Linked DNA regions of Mus musculus: region 1 is linked to region 2. The links are chromatin loops, found by intact Hi-C in ENCODE. Cell type or tissue: heart. All regions are shown on one strand. Each heading gives the region's core, and the rest is flanking DNA. Links, peaks and the distances in the headings are about the cores only. Region 1 holds the start of Nadsyn1 (NAD synthetase 1). Region 2 overlaps Nap1l4 (nucleosome assembly protein 1-like 4).

Region 1 (4,387 bases), core at 220-4,219, 280 kb after region 2:
CGGTACCTCTAATAACTCCTCCGAATTCTGGCTCCGATCAGTTAGCAAAGAAGGCACCTGGAAGGTGGCCTAATGTCAGGGAGACAAGCAGGCTTCCTGGGACCTTTATATAATAAGATACCACTCACAGTGATTTAATACCGCCCCCCCCCCAAGTCTGCCTCTAAACACCATCACCCTGGGATGGAAGAATGTTGGCGGGACATTGAAACCTCAGCATCAGGGAAGGTGAGGCAGGTTGGCTTTATGTTCAACCTCACTCCCCTATTGAACCATGAGGAAGCCTGAAGTTATCCAGCTTCCCCAACCCGCCCGGAACAAGGCCCACTCTCAAGCTGCTGCCATCCTAAATGCATCTTCTTGCTCTCAGTTCTGCCCCATTTCTTCCCATCTTTTGTTCCACTACCTGCCCTCCAAAGGGTGGGGGTTGGGGCTGCCGGTGTGCTTAGCCATACCATATTTCTAGTTCTGGTCCAAGCCTGTATCTTGCACCTTTGCCTTTGGCAATTTGAATACCTATATGGAGAGAGAGGGAGGGAGAAGGATTCAGCAGCTAGGATACATTAAAAGGTAGAAAAAGCAGGCTGCTGTGGTAGATACAGCCAAAGCCAGGCTCCAACCAACTACAGCCCTTTCTGTTAATAGCAGAGGACAACAGGCACCTATACCCACGTGTAGGTATTCAGAAACAGGGAGGGTAGGGTGACCTTAGTACTAGGAGGGTAAGCCACACCTTAATGGATAATCATTAAGCAGACACCCAAATTGGCTATAAGGAAAAGCTGTAGACAGGATGTGAAGGCTTCCATCCCTAGGTTGGTGTCAGCATCCAGCACCCAGGTTGAGAGCTGCTGCCAACATGCAGGCAAGGCAGCCCATCTTCACCGCAAAGACATAGACTCTGACCACAAAATCAGGTCAAAAATTACTTTAAAAAATAAAAACGCCTGGGCTAGCCAGATGTCTCCGTAGGTAAAGTCACTCGTTGGTAAGCCTGACAAGTCTGAGTTCACTTAGACCAGTGGTTCTCAACCATCCTAATACCATGGCCCTTCAATACAGCTCCTCATGTTGTGGTGACCGTCTGCCCCCTCCCCCAACTAATTTTGCTGTTATAAACCATAATGTAAATATCTGAGAGGCTCGATATCTGATATTTGACCCTTGCCCAAGAGTCATTTGGCCCTCACAGGGGTTGTGGCTCACAGGTTGAGAACTGCTCACTCAGACCCACAAGGTGGAAGAGGACAGCTGACTCCTGCAGGTTGTCCTCTGACCTCCACATGCACATTATGGCGTGCATATGTACATGAAATAAATAATACATTTGGGTTTTTCTTGTTGTTTTGCTTGTTTCTTGTTTTTCCTATTTAGCCTTCCTGCAGAGGCTTCCAGCACGGATAACCTGAGGTGAGCAGTCTGCAGCTGGGCACAGAGTATCCCCAGTTCTATCTTCTGGGGGCAATGATGAGCTGACCTGAATGTCAACAATACAGGTATATGGAACGCCAACACCCTTCTCTGACCTGAGACCTCTTCTGGCTTCAGTATGCCTTCTCCCAATGCCAATCCATGAGGAATGTCCTCAGGAGCCCTAGAACACGGATCTCTAGTCTTTGCAAACGCCTAGATCTCAATGAAACAGTTCCAAGAATGCGCAGCCCTGCCCCAGGTAACCTTAGAGAGACCCACCAGATCCTAGAGGATGGATGAGGGCAGTGTCTGCCTGGCTGGCAGGGCACTCCTATTTCCACTCTTGCCTTGCTTCCTCACATGTCCCCCAAATTAGGAAGTCGCCCTGAAAGCTCACCAAGCATTACCCTTCTATCTGTTCCCACGCCCAGCGCTGTGAGTCTCTCCTGGGCAAAGCTGGCCTGGACTGCCATGTCCTACCCATTGTGGACTTTGACTTCTTCCTGTCTCCCGCCACCCCAAAACTCACTCTTTAAAATCCTCTGGAAATTGCCCTCAAAGTCCAGGGCCCACTGATTGAGTGCACAGGTGGCCACGGTCACTTTCCGGCCCATGCTGGTTACAGGTTCCAGGCTGGGACGGTGTAATAACGGAGACCACAGGGAAGATACTAGCCGGACTGTCCGGTCTACGCCTGCGTAGCTTGGTTTCCTAGAGGCCCCTCCCCACGGCTCGCCATAGCCCCGCCCCTCTGCCGTCATAGCCCAGCTTCTGCACCGCCTCCAGAACTGCGCCGGCGCAGACCGTGTCTTACCCGGAAGCCCCGTCCTTTCGCCCTCCACAGCCACACCCCTTCTCACTTTCGCAGTGCGCGCCCTTCCGTGAGACCCCGCCCCCGCGGAGATCCTGCACAAAGCGCACCCTTTAAAGTAGGGCCCTAAGGAGCGCCTGCGCAGTAAGGTTGTCTCAGCGTCCCGCTGTTGCCCAAGGTCAGAGCGTCCTGGATCATTTCCTTTGCCATCTGAGCGACTTTTGATAGGTCATGAAAGGCTTGTTTTCTGCCACCAAAAGTAATGTCAGGTTTGCTTTCTGTCGCTGTGATGAACACGTGGCAAAAAGCAGCTGGGGAGGAAAAGGGCTCACTTCACCTTATAGCTCATAGTCTGTAATGAAGGGAAGTTGAGGCAGGAACTGAAGCAGAGACCAAAGAGGACTTCTGCCCACTGGCTTGCTTGAAGGCTTACTCAGCCTGTTTTTTTTTTTTTTTTGCACCACTGAGGACCACCAGCCAGGGGTAGCGCCACCCACAGTGGGCCAAGGCCGTCACATCAATCATCGGTTATGAAAATGCTCCACAGACAAGCACAGGCCAGTCTGATGGAAGGGATCTCTCAAAGTTTCCACTTCGCAGGTGTGTTCAGTTAATTTGTGTCAATTTTGTCAGTAGGAGCTCACAGAGAGCTCACAGAGGGAATGGGTGTGTCCTGCTTCTTTGGCTCACAGCAGTCTGGATTCCCTGTGCATCAACCTGAGCCCTTTCTCATTCCTGTCCCTTTTGCGTTTGGGTAACACCAATCAAAGTAGATACAACTTTTTTTTTCCATTTTTTATTAGGTATTTAGCTCATTTACATTTCCAATGCTATACCAAAAGTCCCCCATACCCACCCACCCCCAATCCCCTACCCACCCACTCCCCCTTTTTGGCCCTGGCGTTCCCCTGTACTGGGGCATATAAAGCTTGCGTGTCCAATGGGCCTCTCTTTCCAGTGATGGCCGACTAGGCCATCTTTTGATACATATGCAGCTAGAGTCAAGAGCTCCGGGGTACTGGTTAGTTCATAATGTTGTTCCGCCTATAGGGTTGCAGATCCCTTTAGCTCCTTGGCTACTTTCTCTAGCTCCTCCATTGGGAGCCCTGTGATCCATCCATTAGCTGACTGTGAGCATCCACTTCTGTGTTTGCTAGGCCCCGGCATAGTCTCACAAGAGACAGCTACATCTGGGTCCTTTCGATAAAATCTTGCTAGTGTATTGTAGTGGCTATTCCTGGTTGTCAACTTGACAATATTTGGAATGAACTACAATTCGGAATTGGAAGGCTCACCAGTGACCCTTATCTGGAGGCTTGGAGATCCTTATCTGGATCTTGGTTTGAAGATCTTGAGCCATAGTGGCTATGGATTCCAGAAGATTTAATCTCCGAGTTAAGGAACACACCTTTAATCTGGGCTATGCCTTTCATTTGGGATTAAAGGTGTGGTGGAACACACCTTTAATCTGGGCTACACCTTTTGCTGGAGACAATATAAGGACATTGGAAGAAGGGAGTCTAGCTCTTGCTCTTGCTCCTTTGCCTGCTTGCTGCGTGAGACTGAGTAACTGCTAGATCCTTGGACTTCCATTCACAGCTGCGACTGAACAATTGTTGGGAATTCGGCTGCCGACTGTAAGTCATCAATAAATTCCTTTACTATTTAGAGATTATCCATAAGTTCTGTGACTCTAGAGAACCCTGACTAATACATGTATGCAATGGTGTCAGCCACTATGTTCATAGCAGCCTTATTTATAATAGCCAGAAGCTGGAAAGAACCCAGATGCCCCTCAACAGAGGAATGGATACAGAAAATGTGGTACATCTACACAATGGAGTACTACTCAGCTATTAAAAAGAATGAATTTATGAAATTTCTAGCCAAATGGATGGACCTGGAGGGCATCATCCTGAGTGAGGTAACACATTCACAAAGGAACTCACACAATATGTACTCACTGATAAGTGGATATTAGCCCAAAACCTAGGATACCCAAGATATAAGATACAATTTCCTAAACACATGAAACTCAAGAAAAATGAAGACTGAAGTGTGGACACTATGCCCCTCCTTAGAAGTGGGAACAAAACACCCTTGGAAGGAGTTACAGAGACAAAGTTTGGAGCTGAGATGAAAGGATGGTCCATGTAGAGACTT
Region 2 (4,387 bases), core at 220-4,219:
AGGGCTGGTATAAAATCCAGGGCTCCATGCATGCTACAAACTGAGCTAGATCCAAAACATTCTTACTGACACTAAAGTGACCAGACTTCACAGTAAGAAAACAGAATCCTAATCTGCCTTCTCTTTACAGTAAACCCGACAGATCCACACAGCAACTTCCTCAAACAATTCAAAAGCACATTGTTTGAACTGTCTCTCACATAGACAGAATAATGCTAATCTATCTTTTATGCCACCTACACTGTAAAAACACTACGAGACACTCAACACGACCACTCTGTAAGAATACTTGATCTCTAGCAGCCGACTTACTTCAAGAGAGTATGATGAATGAGAAAAAGACAACCATACAAAGCCCCTCACTCTTGCCAAGTGTACATAATGAGACCTTCTGAAAGCTATACTCCTGCTAGGAAAACAGGAGACAGGAAAAACAGTTCCAGCAAGAGTGATGGGCAACTGTCTCACAGTTAACTAGCTGAATTTTCTATTAGGTTTTCATTGTTTCAAAATAAAATATGTGCAGGTGGTTCATGCCTTTAATCCCAGGATTTGGTAGGCACAGGCAAGTGTCTACATATTGAGGTTCAGGCCAGCCAGGGATACACAGGAAATCCTGTCTCAAAACAAACTCAAAATGCACAAAAACATGTCACATGTCTTAGGTAGGGTTTCTATCACTACAATGAAACACCATGACCAAAAAGCAAGGGGAGGAAAGGGTTTATTCTGCTTACATGTCCACATTGCTGTTACCACCAAAGGAAGTCAGAACAGGGAACTCAAGCAGGGCAGGAACCTGGAGGCAGAAACTGATGCAGAGGCCATCATGGATGCTGCTTACTGGCTTGTTTCCCTTGGTTTGCTCAGCCTGCTTTCTTATAGAACTCAGGACCACCAGCTCACTTGTGATCCCACCTACATTGGGGTGGGCCCTCCCCGACTGATCACTAATTGAGAAAATGCCTTACAGCTGGATCTCATGGAGGCATTGCCTCAGCTGGGGCTCCTTCCTCTCTGATAACTCTTGTGTCAAAATGACACACAAAACCAGCCAGTACATATGACTAGTTTTTTAAAATTTAAGTAATGTATGAAAGCACAAAGAGTAAGACAACAACAGTACTGCACATGACCAAACCCAGAGCAACACAGCAGCTTCCCACACTCAGCTTCACCTTCAACGAACCTTCCTCACACCCTAGATCTTTGCAGTCCAAACTCACTGGCCACTGATGTACATTCCTACATCTACCCTACAAAGTGAACCATTCTCAATTCCAGAAAACACTTGCCCAGATGTCCAACAAGGCTTTTCTACCGTATACTTTTGTTTGAGGTCTCCATTGAACGCCTTAGTCAAATGTGGTTTGCCACCCCTTGCTATTCTTAACTTAGATGGCAAGATTTTCATGTAACATTTCTGGGTTACAAGAATGAGCAATAAACACTGAGCTGGTTACACACAAGCATTCCTTACACTTTGGCTCCACAGTTACAGTACCCCATTACCTACCTATGGCTAACAGCAGCTTCTCTGGACTGCATTCCCAGCCCATCACCCTTTCCCATTTGTACAGCAATCCTCAGTACATCAGTCTCACCACCAAAGACTGAGAAGCCACGCCCACTTGAAGCACTACAGTGGTACAGCAAGTCAGCCCATCTCTGATACATTCATATAGACTATCCTGCCCCGTGAGTCTATCCTCTGCACACTGAAACCAAGGCAAAGTGCCAGCACACGCTCCAGCACCATCCATTACTGTGTTTACCAAACACTGAAAGTCATAAAAGAGTTATGCAGGTGTCGAGAGAAACATCCATCTTGTTTTTAAGGTTAAAATGACAGGTTTAATACCGGTTTTATGACTCTATAGCACAAAGCCTTATTAGGCAAACTACTTTTAAAAGGCATCAAGAGTCAGACATAATGATGCACGCCTGTAATTACAGGACTTGGAAGGTATGGTTATGCTGAAGCTAGAGGCTAGCCTGGGCTACAAAAGAACCTGTCTTAAAACACAAAACATACAAAAACCCTAACGATCAAGTTAGATCATGACAGTCATCAGTGATACTACTAGAATACAGAACTTTAGGTTCATTTCCTCTTTTTGCTCCAAACAACAAAAAAACTTTCGGAAGGAAAACATTAAATTTTTATAGCAAATTTTAAACTGGCCACTTCTTAAAGATTAAAAAAACCAAATCAAACAAACAAACTTTTTATGCATATGAATGCCTGACTGCATGTGTAGCATATATGTGCAATACCCAAAGAGGCCAGAGGAGGGCACTAGATCCTCCTGCAACTGGAGTTATGGGTGGTTTTGAGCCACCACATAAGGTAATGAGAACCAAACCCATGTCCTCTGCAAGAGCAGCCAGTGCTCTTAACCATGAACACCTAAACTGCCACTCCCGAAAGACAAAGAAAGGCATAAACTGTGGAGTGGCATCACACTTCACAAAACCCACACTTTTATATATTATCTGTCTTCATAAAAGCCAAAGGTCTTCAAAGCCTTAACACAAGATAAGCACATGATTACTATAACCTAAACTGGCCTGGAGAGATGGGTCAGTGAATAAAGGTGCTTGCCACTAAGCCCGATAATGTGAGTTTGATTACTGAGTCCCATATGGAAGGAAAGAACAGACACCCATAATTATCCTCTGACTTCTACTCCCAGCACATATGCAAGTATGTGCACGGATATAAAGGATCTAAAACACAGTAACTTGGTTCAGTCTGAAAGATGGCAGGCTGACCCAGCGAAGCTGGGGACGTGTAACCAGGTCCTACAGGAGTACTGACTTACAACTTAGGATCATGTCAAAGGGACAAAGGAATGACATGTTTTAAGAAGGAATCAGGAAAGGCCTCCCCACCCCCACTCCCCGGGGAGGTTGTTTATGCTATACACATGGAGGTCAGAAGACAATTTTCAGGAGTCTGTTCTCTCCTTTTAACCATGTGAAGCCAGCAGCAGACATCTTTGCCAGCTGAGCCATCTTGTTAGCCTGTAATATTTTTAAGCAATCAGATATACATTAGATTGGTCACTGAAGGTGCTAGGTGGTGCTTTTCTGCTTGCTTTTGAAACTTCTCATTAGTGAGGCCAAGGACCAAAGAAGAAAAACTTCCAGGAGGGCAGAGCATGTCCACTGACTCAATGCAGAGTTCAGGGCTTAGCAAAGGACTTGGCATGAAACAGGTAGCCAGATATCTTGTCTCAGTTAATCCCTGCATGTAAGAACCACGGTACTGAACTCCCTTTGAACATCTTGGCCTATCCTAAGCAATTTTGGAAGACACAAGATGAGGACATTTCCTTAGTCACATCTGCTTACAACATGTACTGAAACACCTCCAGCAGAAAACAGCAGGTCATCTCACCAGAGATTTCTAGAAGCCAAACCACCAGGCTTCAGGAAGAAAGGACAAAATGATTTTTTTTTTCTTCCCTCAAGCAAAATGCTCCTCTGGCAGACGAAGTACCTCGGCAGCATTTGGAAAAGTTATGAAAATATGAACAAGCAGATATTAGGACAATTTTCTTAATTCAGCACTGGCTATCTCTTCTTGTTGCTAAGAGGCATTTTCTTCCCCCATATTTGAAATTACAAACTACCTTCCAAGACTCCAGTGTCTCAAAAGTATCCTCCCACATCTGACTCTCACCTGCTCCCGCTGCAGGAAGGGCAAGGCCATTCACTATTTGCTTTACACTGGAGACCCTAGGCTGGAGATCTTGCATGAATAATACACGTTACTCTGAAGCAACTGAATGTGACTTAAATCATAAATATAATAATTATCTTTTTGTACATAAAGCTCAGAGCTAATCTTACCTCACTAGACTGAGTCTCCTGGACACAGGATGGAAGCACATTGTTACAACAGCTGACAGAACACAGAAAAAAGGAATTTAAGGCTGTACAGCAAGCAGCTAGAATCAAAAGGTAAAGTTCACAAAGCCAGCTTCTGTAGTTTTCACACTATAAAAATACCACATGCCTCCTGTTACTGTCAAATTCAATAGCAGAGCAAAGTAAAGCAGATGAGCTTCCTCTCAGGAGACAGGAGACCTGACTGCTAGATGAAAACAAATCTATGCTACCATCAACTGTCTTCAAAATGCCTAAAAATCCATTCCAAGACTCTGCTATTTACCCATTTTTACCCACCAAAACAGGCTTACTGATCTATGATTAATAACAGGTCCCAAGTGTAGTCTACGAAGCCTCCATACTACCACTATCAGGTAGTCCCTAGCAAAGGCTGAGGGTAGAAGGAAGTCCCTGCTATTTCCCTAGTACCTTCCTCTACTTTGGCAATAGGTGCAGCAAGATGAAGATGACATCAGCTTCAATTCTAAAT

What was found. A loop is a pair of places that touch in the nucleus more often than their neighbours do. Peaks named below come from ENCODE experiments on the same cell type or tissue, not always from the same donor. Only the 100,000 strongest peaks of a DNase experiment are listed, where the experiment ranks them.
Region 1: it touches region 2 in a loop (5-fold over the local background); 1 of 42 quality-filtered maps calls a loop at or near these places.

What each region holds. Positions count from the first base shown.
Region 1 is chr7:143,820,717-143,825,103 of GRCm38, forward strand. Nadsyn1 (NAD synthetase 1) reads right to left here and starts at 2,136. Exons shown (of 21, transcript NM_030221.2): 1 at 1,943-2,136; 2 at 456-516. The coding sequence starts at 2,027. Dhcr7 (7-dehydrocholesterol reductase) reads left to right here and starts at 2,451. Exons shown (of 9, transcript NM_007856.2): 1 at 2,451-2,824. In heart, for the core only: no CTCF peak of the experiment used is centred there; a DNase peak (open chromatin) is centred at 2,255; H3K4me3 peaks cover 1,804 bases; H3K27ac peaks cover 1,651 bases.
Region 2 is chr7:143,542,271-143,546,657 of GRCm38, forward strand. All of the region lies in intron 1 of Nap1l4 (nucleosome assembly protein 1-like 4), which reads right to left. Among named protein-coding and RNA genes, the nearest start is that of Nap1l4, 4.7 kb to the right of the region's middle. In heart, for the core only: a CTCF peak has its summit at 2,289 (motif pointing right); no DNase peak of the experiment used is centred there.